3 separate regions of the Mus musculus genome follow, and regions 1 and 2 are each linked to region 3. The links are chromatin loops, found by intact Hi-C in ENCODE. Cell type or tissue: heart. All regions are shown on one strand. Each heading gives the region's core, and the rest is flanking DNA. Links, peaks and the distances in the headings are about the cores only. Region 1 overlaps Hmox2 (heme oxygenase 2). Region 2 overlaps Dnaja3 (DnaJ heat shock protein family (Hsp40) member A3). Region 3 overlaps Mgrn1 (mahogunin, ring finger 1).

What was found. A loop is a pair of places that touch in the nucleus more often than their neighbours do. Peaks named below come from ENCODE experiments on the same cell type or tissue, not always from the same donor. Only the 100,000 strongest peaks of a DNase experiment are listed, where the experiment ranks them.
Region 1: a loop joins it to region 3, with 2.2 times the contacts of the local background. A loop is called at or near these places in 3 of 42 quality-filtered maps.
Region 2: it touches region 3 in a loop (4-fold over the local background); 3 of 42 quality-filtered maps call a loop at or near these places.

What each region holds. Positions count from the first base shown.
Region 1 is chr16:4,759,825-4,768,153 of GRCm38, forward strand. Hmox2 (heme oxygenase 2) reads left to right here. Exons shown (of 6, transcript NM_001136066.2): 2 at 2,735-2,853; 3 at 3,905-4,022; 4 at 4,782-5,273; 5 at 5,939-6,065; 6 at 6,154-6,425. The coding sequence starts at 2,771. The coding sequence ends at 6,281. Cdip1 (cell death inducing Trp53 target 1) reads right to left here. Exons shown (of 6, transcript NM_025670.5): 6 at 5,637-8,329. Among named protein-coding and RNA genes, the nearest start is that of Cdip1, 26 kb to the right of the region's middle. In heart, for the core only: a CTCF peak has its summit at 3,627 (motif pointing right); no DNase peak of the experiment used is centred there.
Region 2 is chr16:4,685,662-4,693,990 of GRCm38, forward strand. It overlaps Dnaja3 (DnaJ heat shock protein family (Hsp40) member A3), which reads left to right. Exons shown (of 11, transcript NM_001135112.1): 2 at 1,576-1,709; 3 at 4,320-4,403; 4 at 7,551-7,751. Among named protein-coding and RNA genes, the nearest start is that of Dnaja3, 5.8 kb to the left of the region's middle. In heart, for the core only: CTCF peaks have their summits at 3,851 (motif pointing right) and 5,128 (motif pointing right); no DNase peak of the experiment used is centred there.
Region 3 is chr16:4,908,875-4,917,203 of GRCm38, forward strand. Mgrn1 (mahogunin, ring finger 1) reads left to right here. Exons shown (of 17, transcript NM_029657.4): 3 at 1,846-1,934; 4 at 2,448-2,594; 5 at 4,816-4,933; 6 at 6,879-6,945; 7 at 7,231-7,280. Among named protein-coding and RNA genes, the nearest start is that of Nudt16l1, 26 kb to the right of the region's middle. In heart, for the core only: CTCF peaks have their summits at 1,068 (motif pointing right), 4,183 and 5,038 (motif pointing left); DNase peaks (open chromatin) are centred at 4,317, 5,027 and 7,257; H3K4me3 peaks cover 670 bases; H3K27ac peaks cover 1,613 bases.

The DNA.
Region 1 (8,329 bases), core at 99-8,098, 150 kb before region 3:
CAATGAAAGCCAACTTTTCCTTTTCCTTTTGTATTTTTAAAAGATGAAAAAGGTTTTGTTGCTTAAGAAAACTACACTCTAGAATGAGCATTTTGTAACAGATAAAACAGGAATTATACTTAGTCACTGCTATCCATTGAATAATTGAGGTACAAGTATCATTTGCAGAACCATTGAAGTGATAAACAGCATTAATATTATTTTACTGTTTTATCTACCTCACCGCATGGTAACCTTTGTGGCTGTGCTCGTCCCTGACATCGCCATGCTGTACTTTGAAAAGCAAGGGATCTGCAATTCTAAGATGTTTAGCTTTGTCTTCAACATCATGGTGCAACCTAGAAGCTCTGGAACACTTTACTGCACTGTACCCTTCTCTCTTAGGAGTAGCCAAGGGCTCTAATCTTGGTACTCTCTTTGCCTTGTTGCTATCTGTCACTGAGAGCGCAGAAGCATTTCTTGTCTGTTAGAGTCCCCAGAGGTGTGGGGCATAGCCTCCTCAATTTTCACTGCTCCGCCCCACATCCCACCTCCTTTTCTGCCTTTTTTTTTTTTTTTTTTTTTTGTGCATTTGGTTTTTTGTGTGTTTATTTGTTTGTTTTTGTGGTCTTAATAAGAGACCAAACCTATTCCATCTTGGGACCAGCCTCCATCTTAGACCAGCCTCCATCTTAAAAAAAAAAAACAAAACAAAAAAAAACCAAAAACCTGAGAACTTGAACTGCAGCAGAATCCAAGTTCCCAAGTTCCAGAAAGGACCCCATGGCTTGTCCTTCGTCCATATCCCAGGGTTACTCCCTAGCTATTTCCTAGCAACAGCTAATCAAAGATTAGTCTGATTGTCTGAGATGTACTTTCAGGCAGTTGGTGATTGTTCACAGTTTTGTTTCAGGACACCCACCTGTCAGCTTACAATAGTTATTCTATTAGATGCCTGCCAGGCTGGATACCCCCTTCCCATCCTACTGTGTCAGGGTTGGGTTGGAGGAGAGCCCAAGCCTGAGCTTGTAATAAAGAGACCCTAATGTGATTTGTGGTCTTTTGGGGTTCATGAACACTTCTGGGCATAACATTAGTAGGTAGCCCTGATGGGCTGGAACTCAACTTATAGACTTGTAAATCCACACTAGTTCTTTGCAAATCCTTAGAAGGCCCATGTAAGAGTCACCCTACAGTTGACAAAGCTTGCCTCAGCCCTTCATGAGGAAATCTGGCAGAGAAGTCTTGTACTACTATCTTTATCATGTTGTTACTTTAATCTGCTGCACCGACATTCCCAACTTTGAACCCTTATGTTGTCCTTCTGGAAGCTACTCTACATTCCATTTTTGATGGCCATCTGCCTTTACATTCTGATGGACAATTCTGTGTACCATAGTTAAGAAGAATGTATGCTTTGGAGTCAAGCGAATGTTGTCTGTACTATGTAATTTTTTTTTTTATTTCACTATCATATTTCATTAAACCTCAATCAGAATACAAGAAGAAGACCTGGTTTATTGGCACATGTCTGTAATCCAGTACTCGGGAGGCTGGGGCATTAAGATTATCACAAATTTAGACATGGTTTCTCTGTGTAGTCTTTACTGTCCTGGAACTTGCTCTGTAGACCAGGCTGGCCTCAAAATCAGAGCTCCATCTGCTTCTGCCTTCCAATTGCTGGGATTAAAAGTGGGTGCCATCACTGCCCGGGCTTTCAAGGGTGTTTTCTACAGTGCTGGACATTTGAACCCAGGGTCTCACACGTCAGGCAAGCACTTTACCCTGAGCTACTTACATTCCTACCTTATGGGCTGTTCTTACACCTAATGGTCTCCCTTGTGGAAAATGCTCGGTAAACAAGTGCTGATTGAGGTAGAAAATTTCTTCTTTTCCTTGGCCCAGTTTGGCTAGATATGGCTCCAGAGTTGGAATTTTTGTCTTTATGAGTGCCTTTCTTAGTTGGTGCTATTGTGTCACACTGCTCATCTAGAAAGTTCTCCATGGGCGCCCCCTTTATATACTGCTAGAGTAGAATAGTCTCCAGGGATGGAGGATGATGCTATCATGTTATGGGATTGTACTTTTCTTGCTGATGAAAGCTCAGCCTTGAAGTAGGCGTGGGAATTAATCAGCTAGTTTATTATTCCACACACCTGGGACAGTTTGCTAGGTGACTTATTTGAAGGTACTCAGGATTGTTGAGTTGTTCTATTCTACAGTGGAGCTGTTAGGCACAGCCTGGCTTAACTAAATTCTTGTCAATACTCTGTTCTCATTCCTTTCATCTGGCAGCCCACACAGGAAAACTAGTAAAATGGAAGCTTTGCATTGCTTACGAAGCTGAGAGCTCCTGAAGCTTTTATCTTTTTTTTAAAAAATGTAGCTTTCTTTTATGTCTTTGGTAGCCTTTTATTTATGTATAAGTTCAAACATGCAGAAAAAAGATAAGCCTAGTGAAGAACTTCTGTATCCCTTTTAGCCAGACTGTCAACACTTTTGCCTTCTTGTTTCACATCCATACATACATCGTAAGTGCTGACAGTAGTTGCAGATAGCATCCCATTTACTTCTGAATGCCAGTGTGTATTACCTAAGAACAAAGCATTATTATAACCCACTGTCCATCTTCAGATTTGTCCATATTCTGAAATGCTCCCCGTAATGGCAGAGCTTTCAGGTGCAGGGCTGTCTCTGTTATGTTGGCTTACATCAGAAAAGGTTACTCAGTCATAAATTCCTTGTGTTTCTACAGGACCAGAGTGAGGGCAGCACAAACTACTCAGCCACAATGTCTTCAGAGGTGGAGACCTCGGAGGGGGTAGATGAGTCAGAGAAGAACTCTATGGCACCAGAAAAGGAAAACCATACCAAGTGAGTGAAAGCAACTGGCTGCTGCATCTCAGGAGGCCTCCGCACCTGTCCTGTCAGTGTGCCTGATTCAGTATGTACTAGGAAATGCTCATCAGCACTGAGCTGTATAGATGTTTGGATACTAGCCCCTGCTGCGCATTGTTCTTAGCTTCTCAGTAGAGTCCTGTCACTGGCTAAGTTATTTCTTATATCTTACTATATTTGCTAATAAACCAGTTATTAGGACATGGGGTGATACAAAATGATCTAAAAAAATTAGTGTGCAGAGACTAGACCACAAGAAAACCAAAATTTTCTCATGCTAACAGATGGAGTTTATAGATTCACAGTCGTCCTTCCTAGGTTCCATTGTACTTATGATGATACTTTTCTTCCATATCCATTTGTTGATGTAACTTTATCCTGAGTAATTCTGTTAAATATAAAACTGGTGGACGCAGTGGATCTCTGAGTTCAAGGCCTTCCTGGTCTACAGAATGAGTTCCAGGACAGTCAGAGTTACACAGAAACCCTGTCTCAAAGATAAAAGAAAAGGGAGGAAGGGAGAGAGGGAGGAGGAAAGGAGAGACAGACAGACAGAGACAGAGAGAGACAGAGAGAGACAGAGAGAGAGAGAGAGAGAGAGAGAGAGAGAGAGAGAGAGAGAGAGAGATATAGAGAAGCCAACTAAGATCTCTGCCTCTCAGCTATCTTCCCACACCTAGGCCCAGCCACAGGAAAGGCAGCTCTTTCCTGGATAGATTGTAAGTTTTGGTTCTTCAGCCACTAGGTGGCTACAGAAGCAAAGCATCGTTCATTTGGGTGCTGACTAACAGATACCAATCCAGGCACTTTTGTGGAGACCATAGTAAACTTCATGTCCACTGAGTTTTTGTGCCAGATTGTCATATCTCGCCCTGTTCTCAGCTCAGTTACTCATGCTGGACTGAAATAGTGTCTGAGCAGCTCCTACTTCCAGTCTCTATCTTGGACCTAAACTGTCTTTTGCCCTTTAGTCCTTTCTGGAGAACTGGAAAGGGCTACTGTCTCACTCAAAGTTCATCCCCCACAGAATGGCAGACCTTTCTGAGCTCCTGAAGGAAGGGACCAAGGAAGCACATGACCGAGCAGAAAATACCCAGTTTGTCAAAGACTTCTTGAAAGGAAACATTAAGAAGGAGCTATTTAAGGTTTGTGTCCCTCAGTCAGATGGGGTTGGGTTCTAACTTTAATAAGGGGTGGGAGGTGGGGTGGCTTTAATCAGCTGAGGAAGTTGCCCTGTAACCACTCTAAGAAAGAAGCTGCTGGGTCTCTGCTACTTTTTCTTGGAGATAGTCTGGCTACATAGTCCATATAGGCCCTAACCCTGGTTCTTCATCCTTACCTTTCTGAGTACTGGGGATGAAAGGTATGTGCCACCATGCCCAGCCATATATTTGATTTCCTAGTGTTAAGCCATGGCTATCCTATCATAAATGGAGTAACAAAAATATATTTGCAAATATTCACTAGAAGCTTCCTAGGTGTATTAAAGTAGTTAAATATATTTTAAAAGGGTCACAGTTGGGTCTTTAGGAACTGGGCAAGTGGCTTGTCTTGAACCATTCTTAAAACGTGGTGATGGTGGTGGTTGGGGGTACTGGAGAGATGGCTCAGAGGTTAAAAGCACTGTCTGCTCTTCCAGAGGTCCTAAGTTCAATTCCCAGCAACCACATGGTGGTTCATAGCCATCTGTAGTGAGATCTGATGCCCTCTTCTGGCATGTAGATAAAGCCCCTATTCATTCATTCATTCATTCATTCATTCATGTGTGTGTGTGTGTGTGTGTGAGAGAGAGAAAGAGAGAAAATGTATATATATATAATCTTAAAAAAATAAAAACATGGTGGGTTCTAGAGTTGCTGGCTTGGCTTATAGCTCTCTTCCACAATCTTCCATCACACTCACAGCTGGCCACCACTGCACTTTACTTCACATACTCAGCCCTTGAGGAGGAAATGGACCGCAACAAGGACCACCCAGCCTTCGCCCCCTTATATTTCCCCACGGAGCTACACCGGAAGGCAGCACTGATCAAGGACATGAAGTATTTCTTTGGTGAAAACTGGGAGGAGCAGGTGAAGTGCTCTGAGGCTGCCCAGAAGTATGTGGATCGGATTCACTATGTAGGGCAAAATGAGCCAGAGCTGCTGGTGGCCCATGCTTATACTCGTTACATGGGGGACCTTTCAGGAGGCCAGGTACTGAAGAAGGTTGCCCAGAGGGCACTAAAACTTCCCAGCACTGGGGAAGGGACCCAATTCTACCTGTTTGAGCATGTGGACAATGCCCAGCAATTCAAGCAGTTCTACCGCGCTAGAATGAATGCCTTGGACCTGAATTTGAAGACCAAAGAGAGGATTGTGGAGGAGGCCAATAAAGCCTTTGAATATAACATGCAGGTATTACTGAGCACTGATCATGGAACCTGATCCATGGATGCATGAGTTTGATTCTTTTAGCAGTAGAGTCAAAGCCAGAGATTTCTTGAGAGGCTATTGGTATCATGACAAATAAGCTCCTACATGCCCTAGAAAAAGGTGAGGGAACCAGTTAGCCATCAGGGAGCATGGTTCCCAGGAGGCCTGGCTTGAGGCCCATAACTAGTGCTGGAAAGGGCAAACCCCCAGCATCTGAAAGGTCTGAAATAGACCTATTTCCCTCTGTCTCACTACAGGATGTCAGGGTTGAGGAATGGGTAGTTTCCTCGTTTTGTAGCAAATATTGATATAAAAAATATTACTTAGTATAGAGCCAAAGTCATTGGGAAGTAGAATAAGTAGGTTTTATAAGTCTCAGGTAGGGCTGATCTTACAGAAACCATTTCTGTCCCTAGTACCTCAGTGTTGGGAGAGGATAGCTGTGGGCACTCAAGTCCTTAGTAGCAGTCACTTGAGCTCTCACTAAGACATGCAGGATAGTGTTCACTTTTCTGGTTTGATGTTCAGCTGGTTTGCAGTCCTCATCAGGTGTATCTGGGCTCTAGCTTCTCCATGGGTCATCTGTAGAGTGTAAATTCTGAGTCTTCTTAGTTTAGGGATGGCCTCTGATGACTTCTGTTCCTCAGATATTCAGTGAACTGGACCAGGCTGGCTCCATGCTAGCAAGAGAAACCCTGGAGGATGGGCTCCCGGTACATGATGGGAAGGGAGATATACGTAAATGCCCCTTTTATGCTGCTCAGCCAGACAAAGGTAGGTTGTGGGTCCTGAACTAACATTTCTGGAGCAGGTATATCAGTGCCTTCCATTGATGCCATGTCTTATGTTGTGTTGCATGCAGGTACACTAGGAGGCAGCAACTGCCCCTTCCAGACAACCGTGGCTGTGCTGAGGAAGCCTAGCCTGCAGCTCATTCTGGCTGCCAGTGTGGCCTTGGTAGCTGGACTCTTGGCCTGGTACTACATGTGAAGGACCTGTCATGTTGTTTGCATCCTACCCCAAGTGACCTGTTCTATCCCCATCTCCACCTCTGCCTAAAACTACCACCTCAGGTGACTTTTTTTTAATGCTGGGTTTGAGAAAACAAGCAACCAATAAAAGCCAGACACTAGAGCCTCTGCCTAACAGCATTTTCTCTGCCAGCCAGATATACACCAGATAAAGGCTGTCACTCTATTAACAGCCAGTGCTCTAGGAATTTTGCCATTTAGGAGGCCTGGGTACATTGCTTTCTTAGCAGTGCTTGGAATGGTCATTGCCATGCTGGGAGTGAGATGCCCATACACACAGGGTTTGTGGGAAAGGGTCATGCCAGCTGATGATGGCTCAGTTTTCTAGGCCTTTTGATAGTCTAAAGAGCTTATTCTGCATAACCGGGATCTCCCTAATAAGTCTATTAGCCTGATGTGTCTCAGCTGACTGGTGTGCCTGCCATAACACTCTAAAAACAAACGCCACACACTTCCCTCCTTCCTGGGATAGGATAGAGTCCCTCAGAAACAGCATACAAATGGACATCCTCTTTCATGGCACTCCTTGCCAACTTCCTAGCACCTTCTATTTCCATGTATTCATGCTAAATACCATAAAGATCCTTAATATCTGCTTGGACCTGTGATTTTTCCTAACTCAAAATCTTTGAGGTTTCTTATTTCAAAAGCACATACTTAGATTTAAACAATGCATGGTCTAAAATAGAAATATGAAGTTAAACATTTTTATTAGTAGGAATCTATTCCTATAAAAGTCTTTGTGTGAAAAAATGGTAGAACAGCAGGGAAACTCAAAGAGACTGAGCCCACCACCTTCACAGTTCAGAAGATTGATTTACCAAGAACTGAGTGCCGAGACTTCAGTGTGTCATCTTCAGACTATCAGGTCTTAGTCCAGTAGTGCTGTCTTGTTTAAGGACGAAAGAGCAATAGCTATAGGTTAAGAAGTTACTAAGCTAAGACGGGGCTCCAGTTCTCAGGTTCTGCAGCCTGGACATCTAATTATGCAAATGGCAGAAACCAATGCCCTGGCCCAGAACAGCTGGGTTTCCCCAGGGCAGGTCTATATATATAAATTCTGGTTTGGTGTAATTGGGTTCTTAAATGTGTTGTTTCCCAGGCCCGGGCTCCTGCCTGCCACTAGACTACCTATAGTCCCACCCTGTCTCTCAGAAAAGAAGGAAGCCAGGCAAGACAGCAGAGGCCCAGGGCAGGGGAGTGAAAGGGCCATTTAATGAAACTACAAACTGCGACCAGGCCACAATTCACAGTGATAGGAGGCCATGCAGTGTGAGAGACCAGGAGAGGGACAGCAGCAGGATACAGCGTCCACACAGGCATATTCACAGACTGTTCAAGAAATGACCAGGTTTGGGTTTATACCCTGGGCACGACTCATGTCCCTAGGATACTCCCACCACTTGTGACTTCTTCCTGGTCCCCAGCCCAGTGCCACAGCTGTTCCTACTGAGGAGCTCCAATATGGAAGCAAGTCAACTATGGCAAAAAGGCTGGCACTTATTCCAGAGACCAATGAACCTACAAGGAGGCACTTCTGATCTGCCATGTCACAAACCACCAGGCAGAAGTTGCACCCCCACATAGCACAGACACAGAAGTAGACAGGACATGGGCATTCATTCCTTCCAGTCCCAGAAAATATAGGGGTTCACAGAGGTGTGGCCAGAAAGGAGCTCTGCACACTGACTGACTCAAAGAAGCTAGGTAAGAACAGGGGCAAGTTCTTCTCGGTTACCAGAGCTTTAAATAGCCCAGGATCCTCTTTGCTTCATACCAGGCAGCTCTTGAGTGTTTCCATACCTGAGAATTCTGAGGTCCAGGGCTGGCAGTCATTATTTCTTTCTTTCCCTATCTTGGTACCCCAGACAAGAAGCCCCACTTAAACCCAGGCCTTAAGACCCTGTCTTGCTTGGGTCTACTTAACTTTAGATGATACTCTGACTTCATTCCAGCAGGTCAGCAACAACTGTGGTTCCAGGTTCTACCCTCAGTGTAGGCCCTAGT
Region 2 (8,329 bases), core at 300-8,299, 220 kb before region 3:
TAGTCTGTGATCATTCCTCAAGTCCCAAACAGGGGCTGGAGAGATGGCTCAGCTGTTCAGAACGCTGACGGCTTTTCTAGAGGACCCAGGTTCAATTTCAATTCCCAGCACTCATATGGTAGCTCTCAGCTGACTGTGGCTGTAGTTCCAGGGGATCTGACACCTCTTCACAGACATACATTCAGTCAAAATACCGAAACATATGAACTAAAAAGAAATCATAAAAAAGAAATCTCCTAACCAGAAAGAAATCAGCAATTAGCTACTGGATTAGGCATTCTTAGAACAACATGAAGACTAATCCTATTCTGGGTTCAAAAAGCAAGACATGTGCTGGGCATACTTTGTAGAGAAAAAAAATAGATATTTCCTAGTAGTTGCTAATCATTGGCCTTTAGAATAGAAAAAAGCATCCGCTGTGTAATAGTTACCTGTGGTTATTCACAGTTTCCTTGAGCTGTCTGCTGATGTCGTAGAAGCTGGTACAGCTGACAAACTTTTGCCACTAATAGACTCATGCTCCTGATAATGGAAGGAGTGAGGAGTACAGGAATACAGCCAGGCAGGTAGCAAGTAAAGAGATCCAATATAGGATCACCAAGTATCGAGGTCTAATGTCTTCTCCGGGAGTGACTGAAGAGTCAATCACAATCTCATTCTGATTATTCCTGCTCATTCTTTTTTTTTTTTAATTCCTTTCTATATACTTTTTATTTTATTTTATTTTAATTAGGTATTTTCCTCATTTACATTTCTAATGCTATCCCAAAAGTCCCCCATACCCACCCCCCCCACTCCCCTACCCATCCACTCCCCCTTTTTGGCCCTGGCGTTCCCCTGTACTGGGGCATATAAAGTTTGCATGTCCAGTGGGCCTCTCTTTCCAGTGATGACCGACTAGGCCATCTTTTGATACATATGCAGCTAGAGTCAAGAGCTCTGGGGTACTGGTTAGTTCATATTGTTGTTCCACCTATAGAGTCTATATACTTTCAACTTCTCTGGCTGATTGTTTGTTTGTTTTTGTTTTTGTTTTTTGTTTTTTTGTTTTTTCGAGACAGGGTTTTTCTCTGTATAGCCCTGGCTGTCCTGGAACTCACTCTGTAGACCAGGCTGGCCTCGAACTCAGAAATCCGCCTGCCTCTGCCTCCCGAGTGCTGGGATTAAAGGTGTGCACCACCACGCCCGGCTGTTTTTGTTTTTACTTTGGAAACAGGGTGTTCTATGTTCCAGACTGGCCTAGAACTTCCTGTGTAGCTATGAATGGAGCTTGAACTTTTGATCCTCTGCATCCTTTTCCTCATGTTAGGATTATGCTGGGTTTGTTCAGTTCAGGGAATCAAATTCAGGGCCTTGTGCATACCTGGTAAGCAGTGTACCTACTGAACTATGTCCCTGAGCTTTGCCCACATTTGAAGAACATTGAGTTTGGCCTCTAGTGTACTCAGTGGGAATAGGCCCTATAGCTGGGGCTTGTTTGCTTTTTTACAGATATTTCGTAGCTGGTCACTTATTTATAATTTCTTCTTGTTGGATAAACTCCCAGACTAACTTACTTTCTTGTTTCATTTCCAGGAACAAAAAGTTTCCCTTTTGTTTGTACCACCTCTTTCCACACAAGTGCTTCTTTGGCCAAAGATGATTATTACCAGATCCTGGGAGTGCCCCGAAATGCCAGCCAGAAAGATATCAAGAAAGCCTATTATCAGGTCTGTATTGGTCTTAGGTTTACTGACAAGACTGTAGAAAGATTGCTGGTCTGGTCACTGTGTGTGTATGTGTGTGTATGTTTTGCTTTAATTTTTGTTGGTTTTTTTTTTTTTTTTGTTTTTGCTTTTCGAGACAGGGTTTCTCTGTGTAGCCTTGGCTGTCCTGGAATTCATTCTGTAGACCAGGCTGGCCTGGAACTCAGAAATCTGCCTGCCTCTGCCTCCCGAGTGCTGGGATTAAAGGCATGTGCCACCATGCCTGGCTTTTGTTTTAGTTTTTAAATTTGTGCATCTGTGGAATATGCACATGACTGCAGATGTTCACAGAGGACAGGGGTAAGGGATCCCCTTGGGACTATAGTTACAGGCAGCTGTGAACCATCTAACATGGCTGAGAATTGAGTTCAGGTCTTTTGGGAAAGGGGTATGTGCTCTTAGCCACTGAGCCATCTCTTCAACCCAGCTTGGTGCTGATGTTGTCTGGTCCTTACTGCCTTGATGTATAGCCTGCTAAGGCAGGTCACAAGCAGCCGAGCCTATGGAATGATCTGGGAAAGATGGAGTTTGGGGTGCCTTTGGTGGGCAATGAATGTGATATCAATCTGTTAACGTTTTAAGAAAGAAGAGAAGAGGCAGGTAAGATGGCCCAGTGGGTAAAGGCATTTGACATCAAGCCTAGTGACCTGAGTTCAATTCCTCCAAAACCATTTAAAGTCAGGAGAGAACTGATTTCACACGTACACCATGCTGTCCACACAATTATGACATATATAAATAAATAGAAATTATATAGGTAAACATCATTACTCTTTTTTTTAAAGCAGTTTTATCATTATGTATTTTATATATAGGGGTACACTGTAGCTGACTTCAGACACACCAGAAGAGGGCATCAGATCCCATTATGGATGTTTTTGAGCCACCACGTAGCTGCTGGGAATTGAACTCAGGAGCTCTGGAAGAGCAGTCAGTGCTCTTACTGCTGAGCCATCTCTCCAGCTCCTCATAATTCTTTCTTAATTCTTAATTTCTTTATTTTTTATAGCAGTAACTGTCATACGTTTATTACGTAATTCTTCAAAACCTTGCACAGCAGGCAAGCCAGGTGTGGTTGTGCTGCCTTTTTATCCCAGTACTGGGAGACAGAGGCAAGCGAAGCTCTGTGAGTTTAAGGCCAGTTTGTCTCAAAACCAAACCAAACCAAAACAAAAAACCATACTAGTCTACAGAGCTCATTCTAGGACAGCCAGGGCTACATAAACCCTGACTTGTAAAACCAAACCAACCAACCAACCAAAATTGTGCAGGTTATTTGCTTCCCTGTTGCATAGGTTCAGAGCACCAGGATGCTAAAGGGCTAGTCAAGTATTTACTTATTACTTTTTTAAAAAAAGATTTATTTATTTATTTTTATTTATTTATTTTTTTAAAGATTTATTTATTTATTATATGTAAGTACACTGTAGCTGTCTTCAGACACACCAGAAGAGGGAGTCAGATCTCATTACGGATGGTTGTGAGCCACCATGTGGTTGCTGGGATTTGAACTCAGGACCTTTGGAAGAGCAGTCGGGTGCTCTTACCTGCTGAGCCATCTCACCAGCCCTTTATTTATTTTTATATATGTGAGTACACTGTAGCTGTACAGATGGTTGTGAGCCTTCATGTGGTTGTTGGGAATTAAATTTTAGGACCTCTGCTTGCTCCGGCTCAAAGATTTATTTATTACTATACATAAGTACACTGTAGACACACCAGAAGAGGGTGTCAGATCTCATTACAGGTAACCACCATGTGGTTGCTGGGATTTGAACTCAGGACCTTCGGAAGAGCAGTCAGTGGTCTTACCTGCTGAGCCATCTCACCAGACCCTACTTATTACTTTTAACATATATTTATTTTTGGTTTGTGTGCATGCATGTTTGTCTCATGTACATATACTGCATGCATTCTTGGTGCCTTCAGAGATCAGAAAAGGACATCAAATCCCCAGGAACTGGAGTTTTAGAGTTGTGATCTAACACATCAGAGCTGGGAACTGAATCCAGGTCCTCTGCAAGAGTAGTAAATGCTTTGTTTCCTAAAGATTGTTTTATTTATTATGTATGGAGTGTTCTGCCTGCATGTGTACATGCTTGCCAGAAGATGGCACCAGATCTCATTACAGATGGTTGTGAGTCACCCTGTGGTTGCTGGGAATTGAACTCAGGACCTCTGGGAGAGTAGCCAGTGCTCTTAACTGCTGAGTCATCTCTCTGGCCCCTAAGACATCTGTGAAGGAATGATTTATTTTCAAATTTTAAATCTTGCTTTAAGAATTTGTTGCTGTCTTGGCCGGGCGTGGTGGCGCACGCCTTTAATCCCAGCACTTGGGAGGCAGAGGCAGGTGGATTTCTGAGTTCGAGGCCAGCCTGGTCTATAGAGTGAGTTCCAGGACAGCCAGAGCTATACAGAGAAACCCTGTCTCGAAAAACCAAAAAAAAAAAAAAAAAATTTTTGTTGCTATCTTAAGAGAGACAGCTGTTATAAAGAGACATAATTGTAGCAAGTATTTGGGTTCTGTTTTAGTGACTATCCATATCTATAGTAATTTACTTTTTTTCCCCTTAGCTTGCCAAGAAATATCATCCAGACACAAATAAGGATGATCCCAAAGCCAAGGAGAAGTTTTCCCAGCTGGCAGAAGCTTATGAGGTAATGTGACTTGTGGGTTCATTCACTGGCCATTCAGCTCTGTGCACACATCAGAGTCTGCACTGCACAAGATAGCTTGGCATATCATACAGTCCAGGGTGGTGCTGTGTCCCTGCTAGTTCTGCTAACTTAGACTCTAAATGAAGAAAACAGGCTGGTGCGATCTATCTGCTGCCAAGCCTGATGACAAGTTCAATCCTCAGCAACTTCCATAAATCGTCCTCTGACCCCTGCTGAGTTCCATAGCATTTGAACACTCACATATGTACACAAAAGGAATAGGTGTAATTTTTAAAAAAGAAAAGAGACCCGAAGTGGTGGCATATATGTAATTTAGCACTGGTGAGGCTGAGGGCAAGAGAATTTCTGTAAGTTTAAGGCTAAGCAGGGCTATATAGTCTGCCTTCATACAAAACAAAACAAGAGCAAGGTTCATCTGATCAATAAATATACTCAGGTAATTCATATTGATAGCTGATCTCGGGAAATCCCAGTTAGACTGATCAAATCAGTCCTTATTTGATGACTTAAGTTAGCAATTGTAAAAATAGACCGTAAAGCACATAGGAAGAAACCAAATATCTGTGAGAGAACCATTGACCAGTTACAGAATTATTGGAGAATGACCCTGTGTCTTAGCTAGGGTTTTGTTGTTGTTGTTCTTGTTTCTGTTTTATTTATTTATTTATTTATTTAATGTTATGTTTATGGGTTCACTGTCGCTCTCCTCAGACACTCCAGAAGAGGGCATCAGATCCCATTACAGATGGTTGTGAGCCACCATGTAGTTGCTGAGAATTGACCTTACGACCTCTGGAAGAGCAGTCAGTGCTTTTAACCAGTAAGCCATCTCTGCAGCCCCGTAGTTAGGGTTTTAGTTCTGTGAAGAGAGACCATGGCCACAGCAAGTTTTTTTTCATGGTGCTAGAAGGGTAGCTTTGCGTTCTGCATCTGGATCAGCAGACAGCAGGAAGAGAAAGCAACACTGGGGCTGGCTTCTGAAATCCCAAAACTCACTCTTAGTGACACACTTCCTCCAATAAACCCACACCTTCTAATAGTGTCACTCCCTGTGAGTCTGTGGGGGCCATTTTCATTCAAATTACCATAGCATTCCTCTTGGAGTTGACTATCCCCAATGGGTTCTGCATGTGTTTATGTGTTCAAGGGCCTAGATAGCAACATGTAGAGTCATAGTTCAGTAAGTACGAAGGTTTTATTACCTGTCAGCCATAGCTAATCTGTGCTAGAGCTTTCTCGAGAAGTAGAACCTATAGGATATAGGCAATCAGAGATTTATTAATTGGATCATAAGATCAGCTGCTGAGGGACTGGAGAGATGACTCATTACAATGTTACAAGCATTCTAGAGGACCCAGGTTCAATTCCCAGCACCCAATTGGTAACTTATAACCATCTATACCTCCAGTTTCAAGGGATCCAGTGCCGTCTTCTGGCTTTTTTTTCTCTTTCTGAGACAGGGTTTCTCTGGTGTCCTGGAACTTGCTCTGCAGACCAGGCTGGCCTTGAACTCACAGAGATTCACCAGCCCTTTCCTCTCAGTGCTGGGATTAGTAACATGCACTACACCTGACGATTTTCTGGCTTCCGAGAGCACCAGGTACACAAGTGGTAGACAGACATCAATGCAAGCAAAATACCCATACACATAAAATTATTACTGTTTTTTTTAAAACAGGGTGTCTTTGTACCCCGGATGGCTGGAACTAAGAGATTTGCTTGCCTTTGCCTCCCAAGTGCTAGGATTAAAAATATGAACCACCATGCCAGGCTTATAAAAATTATTTGTGCTGGGCATGGTGGCGCACGCCTTTAATCCCAGCACTCGGGAGGCAGAGGCAGGCGGATTTCTGAGTTTGAGGCCAGCCTGGTCTACAAAGTGAGTTCCAGGACAGCCAGGGCTACACAGAGAAACCCTGTCTTGAAAAACCAAACCAAAAAAAAAAAAAATATATATATATATATATAATTTGTAAAAGAAAGGTGCTGCTCAAGAGCCCATGGTGGCACCTACAGGCTGTAGCATCAGAGCAACTGGCAGCTGCTCAGTCTAAAGCTAGAAGCAGTGGCAGTGGCCCAGTCTGGAGCTGCAGGCCTGTGGGCCCCTGAGAGGGCCTGATGCAAGTGTACATTTGAAAGCTGAAGAAAGGAGCGAGAGAGATGGTTCAGTGCTTAAGAGCACTGTCTGCTCTTCCAGAGGACCTGGATTCAATTCCCAGCAACCACATGGAAGCTTATAACCATCTCTAAGTCCAGTTTTAGAGGATCCAACACCTTCACACAGATACACATACAGGCAAAACACCAAATAAAATAAATATTTCTTTTCCACATTTTTTTCTAGGACAGCCTGAGCTACACAGAGAAAGAAATCCTGTATCAAAACACCAAAAAGTATAGTGCTGTACCAGTCCTGTCCTGTCCTGTCCTGTCCTCTCCTGTCCTCTCCTGTCCTCTCCTCTCTTCTCCTCTCTTTTCTTTTTTTTCTTTTCTTTTCTTAGAGACATGGAGGGTTTCTCTGTGTAGCCCTGGCTGTCCTGGAACTCACTCTGTAGACCAGGCTGGTCTTGAACTCAGAACCGCCCACCTCTGCCTCCTTAGTGCTGACATCTAAAGTGTGCGCCACCAGGCCTGGCTATTTTACATTTAAAAATAATTTCTGCCCAGTGTGGTGGCGCACACCTTTGATCCCAGTACTTGGGAGGCAGAGGCAGGCGGATTTGTGAGTTCGAGGCCAGCCTCGAACAGAGTAAGTTACAGGACAGGCAGGGCTATACAGAGAAACCCTGTCTTGGAAAAAAAAAAAACAAAAAAACCCCTCAAAAACAAAAGAAAAGAACTGAACCCAAGGATGTGCAGAGGCTTAACGAATGCCCCAGCACTGATCTCTAACGTGATTGTGGTGTTTGTTGAAACAGGGTGTCACTGTGCAGCGCCAGCTCTCTTCATACTCATCCTCTTGCCTTAGCCTTCTCACTGGTGGGATTTCACCACCATGCCCGACTTCTGTAGAGTGTTTTGCACTTAGTAAATCGACAGACTTGTTTGACATAAGCTGTGTTGCCTGTGTCCCTGAGCCTTAGAAGACTCAGAGCTCTCTGACTGCTGTGTTATCTTTCATCACAGGTGTTGAGCGATGAAGTGAAGAGGAAGCAGTATGACGCTTACGGCTCTGCTGGCTTTGACCCTGGCACCAGCAGCTCTGGGCAGGGCTACTGGAGAGGAGGTCCCTCTGTTGACCCCGAGGAGTTGTTCAGGAAGATCTTTGGGGAGTTCTCATCTTCTCCTTTTGGTGATTTCCAGAATGTGTTTGATCAGCCTCAGGAAGTACGTTTCTTATTCTTTATTTTTGTATTTTTTGAGAGAGGGTCTTACATTCTAGCCTTGGCTGTCTTAGAACTCACTCTGCAGACCAGGTTGGCCTTAAACTCACAGAGATCTGCCTACCTCTGCCTCCCAAGTGCCAGGATTAAAGACACGTGCCATCATACCCAATGTTCTTTATTTTAAAGGATCAACTTTTAGGTTTAAGTGCAGCACAAGGGTCTTTTTTAGTTTTTGTTTCTCAGAAAGGCAGTGGAATGATTTAACGTCATCCATTTGACAGGAAGGAATACTTGGAAAATCCTTTAGGTAGTGATGAACATGTACATTGTGATGTCATTATCAATAGCTGCTTACTCAGTAGATTGATTCATCTAGAGCAGGGGTTCTGAAACTGGATTGTGACTTCTTCGGGTGGGGCTTGAATATGAGATATCCTATGAACCAGCTATTTTTATTATGATTTATAGCAGTAGCGAAATTAGAGCTATGAAATAATGTTATGGTTGGGGGTCACCACACCTGTGTTAAAGGAGCTCAGCGTTAGGAAGGCTGAGAGCCACTGATTCTAAAAATAAAAT
Region 3 (8,329 bases), core at 177-8,176:
AGTTTGCAATAAGTCTAGGCACCTCCCTACATATTAAGGCTGGAAGATGTAGCTCAGTAGGAGGAAAGGGGTCCCACAGCATCAGTCTGCCTTCTTAGAGAATCCAGCCCACAGTGGGCTAGGCACTCCCATATGATTACTCATGAAAATGTTCCACAGGCCTACAGTCCGAGCTCATGGAGGCATTTTCTCAATTGAAGCTCCCTCCTCTCTGATGACTATAGCTTGTGCTAAATTGACTTAAAACTTGACAACACACATCCTGTGCGTTAGAATCCAGATGGTCAAATGGGCTTCAGTGAGTCCTCAGGAGATGAGAAAGACACCTGATTGGGATGGGTTGTGTGGACGTCTTAGGGTGAAGCAAGTCAGGTAAGGCGAGAAGGAGCAGCAGAGGCTCCCTGTGGGAAGTACTGAAGAAAGCACTGAGGCAGAGGATTCCCGTTGATGGGCTCGGTGTGATGCTGACGAAGTGGACGCCTGCTGGGGAGAGAAACAGCAGTCAGGGAGGAAGTCAGGAGCTTTCAAATGATGGCAAGACAGGGGCCTCTTTAAGGAACACTGAGTTTCACTCTTCAACATGAACATGGCTGCATCCTCAGGCACAGTCAGGCCAGGATCTTTGACATCGTGTCAGTCTAGAGCAGATAGTTAACACAAAATCTTTTTTTTTTGTTGTTTTTTGTTTGTCAAGACAGGGTTTCTCTGTGTAGCCCTGGCTGTCCTGGAACTCACTCTGTAGACCAGGCTGGCCTCGAACTCAGAAATCCACCTGCCTCTGCCTCCTGAGTGCTGGGATTAAAGGCGTGCGCCACCACGTCCAGCCTACACAAAATCTTGATCTGTAGTATCCTGCAGGCCAGGGGCTGGGGTAGGTGGGGTAGGTGTTGTCTTCTCCTACCTGGGAACCAGCATGGTATCTTTCCCTTTTCACATTTGTTGCCTCAGCTTGCAGAGTCTTAATTCCTGTGAGTCTTGTAAAAAAAAAAAAAAATTAAGTTTTAAAAAGAATTATTTATGTGTATATATGAGGCATGTGCATGCAGTACCTTTGGACACCAGAAGATGGCATCACATCCCTGGAACTGGAGATACATGTGGTAGTGATGTGGGTGCTGAGAATAGAAGGCAGACCTTTTGGAAGAGCAGTCAGTGCTCTTACCTGTTGAGCCATCTCTCTAGCCTCTAGATCTTTTCCATTTTTACTTCATTCTGAGATAGGTGGATCCGCCTGGGTTATGATGGCGAGCACATACAGTCTGTCTGCTTTACCGCTTAATGTCCTCCGAGGGGTCTCCTCTAAAGCTCCAGCATACTGTTGCTCGCAGAAGACGTGAACATGTACAACCACAATTTCCTGTCACCAGTTGTATATATTTTTGTTGTTGTTGTTGTTTTTTGTTTTTTGTTTTTGTTTTTTCGAGACAGGGTTTCTCTGTGTAGCCCTGGCTGTCCTGGAACTCACTTTGTAGACCAGGCTGGCCTCCAACTCAGAAATCCGCCTGCCTCTGCCTCCCGAGTGCTGGGATTAAAGGCGTGCGCCACCACGCCCAGCTCGTATGTATTTTTATATAGGGGTATAATTACATGCATATACACATGTATAACAGTGAGTTGTAACCTACTAGAGGAGAATGCCCTAAGGGCCCAACCATGGCCACTTCTGAACACCCTGCATAATGCTGAGGACTGTGGCTAAGTGACCACGTCACTCTGTGTGGGGCCAGACCCAGCCCACATACTGGCCAAGTTTTAGTAAATGAACCCTTCAATCCTGCCTCCTGTTCTCCACTGCATGTGGAGAGTCATCAGTCCAAGAGTGCTCACTTGTATTTTCTCTCCTAGTTTCCCTATGTCACCCCTGCCCCCCATGAGCCAGTGAAGACACTGAGGAGCCTGGTGAACATTCGCAAAGACTCTCTCCGGCTTGTGAGGTAACTCCTTTAGTGCCGCTCTCCTGGGGACCCTGTGTGGTGCAAGGCTTTGGTTTGTCCTTTGGAACGGGCCAGAGGTGTTTCGAGGGCCCAGTCTGTTCTCATATGCATTCAGACTCTGTAGCAAGACCCTGCGCCACTAAATGAGGGGTTTTCCCACCGCAGCAGTCGTGTCTCAGAGTTACCAGCCCTGGTCTGGAAGCCACTAGAGGCCAGGGACTACCTCAGGTTTGCTGCTGTGCATAGGATGGCTCCTGCCTGTTGTTAATGGCATACAAAGCTGCTTGAAACCCAAGACATCCACACCAACAACACTTACCCTTGCTTCTGGGGCAGGAAGTGAGGGGAACAGACTATGGGTTATAGGCCTTACGCCACAGGGAACAGGCCTCCTTCCTTTGCTAGCGAAGCAGACATGTCTAAGCAGCCAACTCTATGCCCAGCAGCTGTGTGGGCAGGCCAGTTCCTGCGGCTGTGGCTCCTTACCTGCCGTCTTCTGCTCACTTTTGGTAGGTACAAAGAAGACGCAGACAGCCCCACGGAGGACGGTGAAAAGCCCCGCGTGCTCTACAGTCTGGAATTCACCTTTGATGCCGATGCCCGTGTGGCTATCACCATCTATTGTCAGGCGGTAGAGGAGCTGGTGAATGGCGTGGCAGTGTGAGTCCCTGGGCAGCACGTGGGGTTCTGCAGGCTCTGCAGCATCCTCACTGTCAGTTCACTCTGCAGCCTCCATTGGGAGCTCGATGCCAGGAGCTTGGGGCAAAGACCAAATACTATGTATTATGTTATATCACAATTCTGATTTTGAACTTTAGGAGATTTTCTTTAAAATATGAGTATTAACACTTTAGGGGTTTGCACCCTGCAACCACAGCATGATCTCAGCAGGGCTGCCTCAGCAAGAAACCCAACCCTGCCCTGAGTGGCTGCACAGATGGGTAGGAGCATGTCTGGGCCCTTCTGACATCGGAGAAGGCCTTAGAGAAGCTCAGATGTGAAATTGGGAGTGAGGAGGACTGTGAGTGCTGTTCAGCTCTGTGCCTGCTTATGTGGTCAGAGTATGTAAAGTCTTATACCAGAGTTTCCTCAGCCGGCAATGAGATTTGGGGAGTTCAGCTGCTTTGGGTACTTTGTGTGAATAGCTGTTCACAGCTAGCTGCTGGCTAAGAAAACTCGAGGCTTTCCTGTAAGACTCAGGACTGGGCACTGGGTCATCAACTGACTCCCTGAGTGGTGCTACACAAGTAGGAAGATGATGACTTCTCACACGTGGTTCTTAGAGGTTCCACTGTGGCCTGAGGTAATGTAACAGCGCTCCAGTGTGTGATGGCTGTCAGTAGGGAGGAGCCAGGTGGCCAGCACAAGCCCTGGGGTGAACTACCAACCTGCTACAGGCAGTATGACCCGTGTGCTGTGCTAGCCTCTCTGGGCTTCCAGTATGATGACAGTTGGGAAGAGCTCCTGTTTCTGAGTTGTCCTGGGAGGAGCTACCATAGCAGATGAGCCCTGGATTCTGGGCAGGTGCTTTGGAGCTGCTCCAGAGGAGGTGAGGGCCTCAGTGCAGTGGGCGGGACCTCAGTGCAGTGGGCGGGACCTCAGTGCAGTGGGCGGGACCTCAGTGCAGTGGGCGGGACCTCAGTGCAGTGGGCGCCCACCCCAGCCCATCCAGATCAACAGTTCTGTTTTGTTCTATGAGATATGTAAGAACAGGGTCCTGCTGCCACCAGATGGGCTAGATAGATGGCCAGCTAAACATGGCTTCTCAGAGATTCTGTCCTGGTAGACGTTTTTCTGAGACCTGCGTGAGGCCTGTTTGCCTTCCAGTTAACTGGCTTGCCTGACACCATCACCAGATCACCAAGTCAGAGAAAGAGGAGGCTCCAGGCCTGAGGTGCTGTGCTTGGGACTCAACACAGCCAGCAGGAATTCTGTGTCCTGAGCTGCAGGACAGGAAGCCCTCCTGTTCCTTTCCTGCCCCCTTAACTTTCTGTGGTTCTGGGGTCCCACAGCATATAATTAAAGGCTAGAGTACTGAGATTCCTGTCTTGGGCTGGCCTTTTCACCACATCCAGGCTGGACCTCCCTGTGGGGCTCCCTCCCACACTGGCACTGACAGTCAGGACAGCAGGGACGTCACCCAGTTTCCCTGGCTCTGAGTGTGGCCTTTGTCCTAGAGACCCAGAGAAGCCCTGGGGCAGTAAGCATGGGTCAGGGTGGGAACAGCGAGGGCCATGGCTTGTATTCATGAATGGGGATACTAGCTCAGCTCTCCGTTTCCTAGTGGTCAGCCTGAGGTATGAGATGCGCTTTTGCATAAGGAGAAGGCTGGTCTTTGAAGCATTGCGGGAACTAGCAAGACAGGAAGGAAGCTAGTCTCTGAGTCACTAGAGCAAAGCTTCAGTGCACCAGCATGGAGGTTCAGGAAACATTATACTCAGGAGGAGGGCAGGACATTTCATAACGTGACTCACATTGAAGCGAAGGCCTCACACTATGTGGAAATGCCTGAGAAGAGAAGCAAGCAGCTATGAAGAAGGGTTGGTACAGGGTGTGCTGCACTGTGATCATTCAGAAAAAGCGAATGCACCAAACACCTAGTGGGCATGTTCTTCCCAACTAGAAGGCAGCAGAGATATCAGGCTGGCATGGGCCCTGGAAGAAATAGCCACTTAGTATGGCTGGGCAGCCTCCGGGTGAGCAGAGCTGGCAGTGGGAGGGAGGCCACTTGGCTGCTTCCTGTTTCTATCTGGGATGGTTGAAGCTTTCAATCCCTATAGAACAAATGGCTGCCAGTTCAGAGGAGTACCAGAGGAGGTGGGAGGTTGGGTGGGGGGCCCATGGCTCCACAGGAGTCAGGTGGCTGCTTTGCTGCTCTCAGGTACAGCTGTAAGAACCCTTCTCTGCAATCTGAGACCGTCCACTACAAGAGAGGCGTTAGCCAGCAGTTCTCCCTGCCTTCTTTCAAGATTGACTTCTCCGAGTGGAAGGATGATGAGGTAACCCTGGGGAACTCGAGTGGTGCACAGACGTACTTGCAGGTCAAACACCCACGCACATATAATGTGAAAATAAAAAAAACAAGCAGCGTCCTCTGGCTCCCTCTGGTGGTGGGAATGTTTCCCCTTCCACTGTCACTTTCCTGGGCTACTCAGAGGGAGCTCTGCAAGAATGGGAATGCGATGGAGCGAGGGGAGGACAGGACCACAGCCACTGGTTCTGTCTGGTTCTGTGCGGAGTTCACCCAGCCCAGCTGCCTCCTTCCAGGATGCGGAGTGTAGCTGAGAAGAGAATGAATGCTTGGAGACCGCTCGGAGCACAAGAGAGCCCAGTGCACCCAGGCTTGCTGCTGGTCTGCTTCCAGCCTTGCATGGGGGTGGGTGGAGCTCTGCTCTTGTAGCTAGCTTACCTGACTAACACCTAAACAAGCAGTTCCTGTATGAGAGGCTCTCCTTGGTCTTAGTTTATGACCTTGTGAGGGCAGCAAACTGCCAACATCAGCATCAGCAGGAGCATTCTGGAGTGGCTTCTCTGAGTGGTGCAGGCTTACACAAGACCACATTTCAGAGCAAGGCAGTAACCCAGGAAGGTCATTTGCTTTCTTATGTCCCAATTTGTGGGAAATGCTGTCCTGGGTGATGATGGTTCCAGTGGTTCCAGTGTCCCTGCCCAACCTGATGCTGTGACTGCCCACATGGCCATCTGCTGCTACCCCCTCTATTGCCTGTATCCTGCTTCCAAACACAAAAGGAATTGTGTAACTCCTTAGTGAGAATACATGGAAATGCGTGTGCTCCCCTGAGATACCAAGAGGGTTCTGGAGACTGGGTAGGCTGTAAAGCTTTGTGACAGGAACAAGCAGGAGCTGAGAGTGTTTCCTGGGATGGCCCACAGGTATGGATCAGGTGAATCCCTGAGTCCTGCTCTGCTCTCCGGTGCAGGGTGAGGGCCAGGGGTTCCAGGACAGTAGGCTTTTGTGGAGAGATTGGGACCTGTTCCATCCCAGGCTGCCGTCTTGGGGTGGGCGAGGATGGAACCATATCTGGGAGAAGGCAGCTGCTGGCCTAGAAAGGGAAGCATGGACCAAGTGGTCTCTGTAGCTCACTGTTGCTCTCATTCCATCTCTGGTGGGGCTTGACCTGGACGCTTTCTCTCTCTCTCTCTCTCTCTCTCTCTCTCTCTCTCTCTCTCTCTCCCTCTCTCTCTTTCTTTCTCTCTTTCTTTCTTCTTCTTTCTTCTCTCTTCTTCTCTATTCTTCTTTCTTCTTTCCTTCTCCTCCTCCTCTTCTTCCTCCTCCTTCTTCTTCTTCTTTTTTTTTTGGTTTTTCAAGACAGAGTTTCTTTGTATAGCCCTGGCTGTCCTGGAACTCACTCTGTAGACCAGGCTGGCCCCGAACTCAGAAATCCGTCTGCCTCTGCCTTCTGAGTGCTGGGATTAAAGACGAGCGCCACCACACCCGGCTAAACTGGATGCTTTTCATCAAGCAATTACATAATAAAATTTCACCCAAAACAGGAGACTGGATGATAGCACTGTTCACAGTGTTCATGTTAAAACTGCCCATTGATCAACAACTTAGACACAGGCAAATACAATGTGGCTTACCCACCACCTAGAATAACTCTGCAGCATAAAAAAGGAATGGAATTGTGGCTGAACTTGGAAAGCATGCTCAATGAAAAAGGTAGGCATAAAGAGATAGACACTAAATGGTCCATCGTAGGAACTGTGTAGAGCAGGCACCCCCTCAGCTATGGAAAGCATGTGAGAGGTCGTCAGGGACTGAAGAGGTGGATCTCAGTTTGGAGAGCCATTCAGGAGCTATGAGGTCTATGTTGTTCAAGGCACTGAATGTCCTTGATCCCGTCTGTCTGCTGCAGCTCAGGCTGACCAACTCACCACCTGATGTCTATGGACCTGACCATATTTGCTTCCTTTCCTTAGCTGAACTTTGACCTGGACCGGGGTGTGTTTCCAGTAGTCATCCAGGCTGTGGTGGACGAAGGGGATGGTGAGCATCCTTGGTCTTTCCTCATCTTCATTTTCAAGTGTGTAGGACCTATGGGGAGGAAGTGGCTTCCTTCTCCCTGAGTCATCAGAGGACCTCCTCTTCTGGGAACAGGGTGTCTGCCATAATACACATACAGCTCTTAGCCGTGCAACAACGTGGGAAGTGGAGTCTGAGATGAGAGCAAAGACTGGAGTGGACTCAGGGCTGTGCCAATGCTGTAGGGAAAGGGAGAAAGTCCCAGCCATGACCTCTCATTGGCCTCCCTCTCTTATCTCACTGCTTTAGTTGTGGAAGTGACTGGCCACGCTCATGTGCTCCTGGCTGCCTTTGAGAAGGTAAGTGCCATCCTGGCCACCACCCTGTAGCCTGGGAACTGGAGCAGGCAGTGGTAAGGCAGAATGTTCTAGAAAAAGGCCAGCCCATTAGGACCCTCAAGAACCTGCCAGCACAGGCTAGGGTGCCTGCATGGAGACCCTTGCCACAGACTAACTTTCCCTCCTCCAGCCACCATCCTTTTCCACCAGCTTCAGTATCCTCAGGTGCCACCAGGCACTGATCGCAGTCTTGCCTGGAGTATGTGTGTTCTTTTCCCCCTGTCCTGCTGGCTGCAGCTTGTAGTCCAGATAGGGATAGGCAGATTTCCAGTCCCACCGGAGGGAGGCCTATCCTGATCCCTCTGAGCAGTTGTTTAATGATATTACTTGTTTCCTGGTAAAAGTAGCCTTTAGCTTGTCATCTCAGAGCTGGCATGACATGAGTTTGCAGTGGAGATGCTCAGTGAACAATGGAGGGGTAGATGAGTATCTGCCACCTACTAGAACAACCCCAGGCCTGTATACATATGTATGTATCCTCGTTTGTCAGAGCTTTGGGTGTTTGTTACATGCCTGCTTGATGTAGTCCCAAAGACTCCATCCTCCCTCAGGCTAAAACAGCACCAGGCTAGAGCCCAGGTTACAAGGACCCCCAACTCATTTTCTGCTGACTCATCTTGAGTCCTGCTGACTTGGGGTTTTTCACCAAGAAATGCTTTCAGTACAGAGCCCATTCCTACTGTGTCTCCGGTCTCTAGACCACTCTGGGATCTGCACAGCTTTGCCAGCCTGCTCTGTAGTAAGCCTTGGAATGCTCTTTTGGACCAGAAGTGCAGTTGACATGAGTGAGCTGGCCCCCACCTCTTGAGCAGCCCGTGTTTGGGCCTTGTTGGGAGAAGTGCTCATAACAAGTTCTGGTGAGATGAATGGAGCCCCTCACGGGTATTCCAGTCAGTGCTTGCAATTTAGAGCTAAGTAAAAACCTTTGTTTTGTAGTAAGACATTCTAGAGATTTCCATAAGTATCCTCTAACTTTACTAGACAACCCTGAGTACTAGTCTTGGTTGACT